2 separate regions of the Homo sapiens genome follow, and region 1 is linked to region 2. The links are chromatin contacts, found by Hi-C in ENCODE. All regions are on one chromosome and are shown on one strand. Each heading gives the region's core, a stretch centred on a gene start or an enhancer-like site at or near the end of the contact. The rest is flanking DNA. Distances are from core to core; before and after follow the strand shown. Region 1 overlaps LINC02945 (long intergenic non-protein coding RNA 2945). Region 2 overlaps EGF (epidermal growth factor).

Evidence for each region. Hi-C counts contacts between places; a loop is a spot of excess contacts on that map. Pooled maps may share reads with other maps.
Region 1: a map with no recorded cell type shows a loop between it and region 2 (15-fold over the local background). The contact joins two enhancer-like sites. A Hi-C loop is called at or near these places in 3 of 37 single-sample maps with no recorded cell type and 2 of 50 pooled maps.

Annotation. Positions count from the first base shown.
Region 1 is chr4:111,990,492-111,993,191 of GRCh38, forward strand. The region is part of intron 1 of LINC02945 (long intergenic non-protein coding RNA 2945); the gene reads right to left. Among named protein-coding and RNA genes, the nearest start is that of LINC02945, 120 kb to the right of the region's middle. RefSeq lists a silencer at 1,008-1,077. Within about 2 kb of position 1,445, at least 2 of the 41 ENCODE cell types and tissues checked have a DNase peak (open chromatin) inside an H3K27ac peak, as active enhancers do.
Region 2 is chr4:109,989,392-109,992,091 of GRCh38, forward strand. The region is part of intron 18 of EGF (epidermal growth factor); the gene reads left to right. Among named protein-coding and RNA genes, the nearest start is that of EGF, 78 kb to the left of the region's middle. RefSeq lists an enhancer at 1-530. Within about 2 kb of position 1,345, at least 4 of the 41 ENCODE cell types and tissues checked have a DNase peak (open chromatin) inside an H3K27ac peak, as active enhancers do.

The sequences.
Region 1 (2,700 bases), core at 195-2,694, 2.0 Mb after region 2:
GTAGCTGGGCATGGTGGCTCACGCCTATAATCCCAGCACTTTGAGAGGCTGCAGTGGAAGAACTGCTTGAGCCCAGAAGTTCAAGACCAGCCTGGGCAATATAGTGAGACCTCACTTCTAAAAAAATAAGAAGAAGAAAATTAAAAAGTATTAAAAGTAAATATTTATCAAGTGCTATTATGAACTAGACTCTATTTTTAAAAGCTTTGTATGTATTAACTCACTTAGTCCTCATGACAACCTTATGCAGTAGATACTTTTATAATTCCATTTTACAGATAAGGAAACTAAACCACAGGGAGATGAAGTAACTTGCTCAAATCACAGAGCTAGGAAGTAAAAGAAGTTGGATTTGGAAACCCAGGAAACATTTTCAGAACCATATACTATAAAATCCCCCTTAACTGTCTCCTTTACAAAATTAAATAACACCATATTTAATCATAGTTATATTTTATATTAAATTTATTATCTATTTCATTTATGTGAATATTTTCTAAGTTATAACAGTTTGCAAGCCCTAAACTAGACGAAGCTGAGAACTGGCAGATATTATGGATTAAATTTGCATAGCATTTATTTTCCCTTTCCTAATAATGGTCCAGTTTTCCTCCATGCATCCACCTCTTCCCTCATGCAGCCCATATTCATAAAGGTGCACTAACCACATCCCTATCTCCTGGGAAATTTGTTTAGAGGTAATCTCAACACATCTGCCACGGTGATTGGGTCAGGAAAACAGACATAAGCCGATCAGCACATGGCCTTGCCCTGGCCTCAAGGACTGGTGCAGGAATGGACATGTAATCTAATTTACACCAGTGAAATACAAAGAAAGGTTTACGTGAAACTCCTGGGAAATAATTTTTCTCACTCTTAATTAAAAACAACCAGAAAAAAGTTTTCACTTCCTCTGAAAATCATGAAATGAAACTGTGAGGCTTAAAGTAACTAGTCCTTTTGCTTCCAAAAGAAGCCAGCCTGAAGATGAAGCCAATACACAGAGGAGGCTACAGCTGAGCAAACTGAAGAGAACCAGCCAAAGCCACTGGATTAAATCAGACTGAAGCCTGTCCCCTCTGAATGTTCGAGCATGGGAGTTAATAATATTTATTTGTTTATTTAAGCTAGTTTAATTTTGTTTTCTGTTACTTACAGACCTAACTCACATATACCTAAAATCAGACTGCCTCTAGTGATTTTATACCACTCTATCCTTCCAACAAACATCCATACAAAACACTCACTCTCTTGGTACCAATGTAACATTCCATATTCATGTTGAGAGGAAACGTCAATAACTTTTCTCTGGGATTTGTGCCCGTCGGTCTGTATTTTCATTTGTAGAAGTGTTCTTAACAGCCTTCCTTCCCTATTTGTCTTCATGATTAATCCCAGGCTTTCTCAAAGTTTGTTCCTGAGTGCCATGTTGTAACAGATTGGGGGAAGGAAGCTCATCACAAGCTTGAGATTGTTTTCAGTGTTTATTCCTTGTACTCCCTGAGTCACCCTGAGACAGTGACTAAGAGGATCACGTGGAAGGTCATTGAAGAATGAAATAAAGTTTGTCAAGTTGAGCACTTAGAAGCATGAAAGCTCACACATTAAAAAGTGGAGAAGTAGCCAACAATTGATAAATGGCTGAATAAATTACATTCTAGGTACTCCAAGAAATATTATGCAATTTTAAAAAATATATGACTAAAAACTATGTTAGACTATGGTAGACTCTGAAGAAATAACTTAGCCATCATACTAATAGGTTAAAAAAATACAAACTTGTCTACATAGTATTTATAATTTACTATTTGAAATGGGCATTGATTATTTTATTAAGGAAAATTTTACTGTTTTAACATAAGAATGCTTATTCATTTAAGATATGTGAACATAAAGTTATGGAGGAAACATTTAGCACTGCATAGCTTGAAGATCTCAATGTCCACTTTCCCAAAGAGGTTTTCTAAGCCAGAGGAGAAGTACAGTGTCCAAAATAAGACCTCACACCCCATAAAATTTAAATACTGTCTCTCAAGTGCTAAGAAACAAAAGACTGCCGGTCAGGTCTTCTGGGTCACTTGGCAAACTTTCAACCTCCTCCACAGCAATAAAACCATGCAAGAAGCAATATAGCTGAGGAGGGGGCAAAAATAGGATTGGAAGGAGTTGTGAATCTGTCTGCCTTCACCAGATTATGCAAGGAAAAGAGGCAATGAATTAGATAATACCGGGCTGCAAATCTGTATTTATCATAACTTTCCAAAAGTGAAGAGCAAAGTGAAAGATAGAAATGAAGGACAGACAAGAGGAAAGTGAGGTAGAGGAGAGGGAAATAGAAAGACAGATGCCAGAGATATGTAAATAAAAGGACAGATGATAAACTAGAATTATGGATGTAGATAAAGGAGTTAATAGAAAGGACAGAAAGAAAGTGAACAGAGAACAAGACAAGAAAGGATACTCCCGGCGGCGTCAGACCTGATGATGAAAACTTTGGCAAGACCCAGGGAAGGGAAGGTGGAGGAGAATGACAAATGTGCGGCATAAAAATCAATCATCTTTTCTAGATCTCTGCAGGAACAAATTTTCCAGAGATTTAGATTTGGTAAACAGACCAAGCCGGATCACATGAGGAACTTAAAGGGGATTTGACATGTCAAACACACAGAAGCCAAGGTTTGCCTATAATGTTGAAAATAA
Region 2 (2,700 bases), core at 95-2,594:
GTGATTATCTGAAGTTTTACAGCGCTTTAAAACTTCTCTTTCAGTATTTTCTTTCCCTCCTTCTGAAAACCTAAGAAACTGATAAGAAGCTCAAATGATACTGCTTTCTCCCACTTGCTAAGGTTAAAGATGAAATATCAATCATAACTATCAATCTTTTGAATCTGGTTGATTTAAATCAGACCTTTATTGGATTAGTTTTGTGGAATCCACAGACATCTGTAAACACTCTTTTAAGCACATATTTGGCTGTCAGTCAGGAAAATGTCACTGCTCTAATTAAGCAGGCCCATAGATAATTTAGACAAGCTGATTTCATATTTAATTTCCTTTGAAGAGAAAGGAAGGTATCTCTTCTTGGATGTTTAAACTCGTTAGGCTCTGGTTTCTCACACTGTTACTAACTCATCTCCTTCCAGTATCGAGCACGCAATGGGGTGTGCTCACCCTGCCTGCATGGTTGGCACGGAGTCCTCAAACTCCATGAAAGCAGTGGGCTTGCTCCTCTATTCTCTCTCCCCCAGCTCACTCTTACTCTCTCTCCCCGCCCCATATATATATGTAGTTATAATACTTCGAACCTTGTCTGGCACATAAAAAGTGCTATGTAAAATTTTATCCTTATTATTATTAAGAGTAGTTGAGTTTCTTGGTCAAGCATACTTCTTTGTCTTTGCTTTGGAAAAGCTCTCTCTTTCTCTCAAGGTGATAGTTTATTGAAATTATATCAGGAACTCATAAAAGAGTCAGTTTGGGCCATCTGGGATAGCAATTCAATGTGTTAAATATTTAATTGGCCCCTATTAAGAATAAGGCCACAGTACTGGAAACCCTGAGAAATATCAGGATGAGGAAGGTAGTCTTTGATTGCAAGGAAAACGTGACCTAAAAGAAATATAACTGTGATCAGTGATGAAGAAGAGTGCACATCATAAGAGAAGTAAAAACCACAATGAAAGTTCAGAACTGGGAGAAATATTTGTTTGAGGTATTGGGAAAGATTTCAGGGAGGAAGTGTCATTTTGGAAGGAGCATGGGGGATAAGTAATTTCATTTGCAGAAATGTGAAGGGATGGGAGGAGTCCAGGCATGAACAGATCACATGACTGCCATTAAGGGTAGAGAGTAGCCTAGTTGAGCACTAAGTTTAGGTTATATGAGGGGAAGAACAGAAACTAAGGCTGATAAGGTAGTGTATGCCATAACAAAATATCCTAGACTGGATGGCCTAAGCAACAGAAATATATCCTCTCATGGTTCTGGAGGCTCGAAGTCCTAGATCAAGGTGCTGGCTGATTTGGTTTTGGGTGAAGGATCTCTTCCTGGCTTGCAGATGGCCACCTGCTCACTGTGTTCTCATATGGCCTTCCCTCTTTGATGTGGAGAGAGAGAGAAAGGGAGACAGAGAGCAAGAGAACGCTCTAGTTTCTCTTCCTCTTTTGTTTTCTTCTTCCTCTTCTTTTAAGGACACCGATGCTATTGGATTAGGACCCCACCCTTATGACCCCATGTAACCTTACTTTCCTCTTGGTAGATGCTTTCTTCAAATACAGTCACTTTGGGAGTTAGGGCTCAACATATGAATTGGAGGGGCAGGGACACATTTCAGCCTGTAACAGATGGGTTGGGTTACCTCTGCGGAAGACTAAAATCTGAGGGTTAGTCACTGAGGTTTCACTTCTCCAGTGAAACTGGCTGAGGGTCAGACAGTCAGTGTTGTCCCAAAGTTTCTACTAACCACATTACAACTGTAAAATGAAACAGGTGAAATGAATTTTAGCAATAATATTTTATGTATTCAAATATATCCAAAATATTAACATTTTAATATCAGTGTAAAAATTATTGAGATATTTAATATTCTTTTTTATTTTGGTACTAAGTCTTCAAACTCTAATGTGTGTTTTATACTCACAGCACTTCTTAATATGAACTAGATGCATTTCAGGTACTCAATACTCTCAAATGGCGAAGGCTAGGAAGTTGGACAGCAAAGTTCTAGGCAACAGGGAGCCACTGGCAGCATTTGAGTAAAGTGGTGCAATGATGGGTTTATCATCGTTGTGCTGGAGGGAGAATAATGTGGCACTGGTGTTTAGGCATGGCGCGGAGGAAACATGGGATCCAGGAATGAGTAAGGCTGTTCTTGCAGTAATGTAAAATTGAGAGGAAGAGAGGCCCTAAATGTTAGGGTGGCAGTAGCTGAGAAAGAAAAAATGGTGGGTAGTTGGGAAAGAAAGGATGACTTTTCTGATATAGTTTATTCTTATATAAAAAGCAAAACTGTTGTATTTGATATAATATGTATGTCAATGACAGGATGTCTATACAAAAGAGTTAAGTATGAATCTTTAGGATCTGAACTTTTAAATGTTTGCCTAGAGGTTGTTTATTAATCTCCAACTTTGGGAAGTCTCCTTTCCTTCAAAGCAGGAAGAAAGCTTCCAGCCTCTCTCAGGAGCTTAGAACACCTGCATGGGGCTGGGTGTGGTGGCTCATGCCTGTAATCCCAACACTCTGGGAGGCCAAGGCAGGAGGATCACTTGAGGCCAGGAGTTTGAGACAGCCTGGGCAACATAGCGAAACACTGTTCTCCACAAAAAAAAAATTAAAAACAAACAAGCAAACAAGAACTAACCAATCATAGTGATGCAAGCCTGTGGTCCAAGCTACTTGGTGGGTTGAGCTGGAAGAATTGCT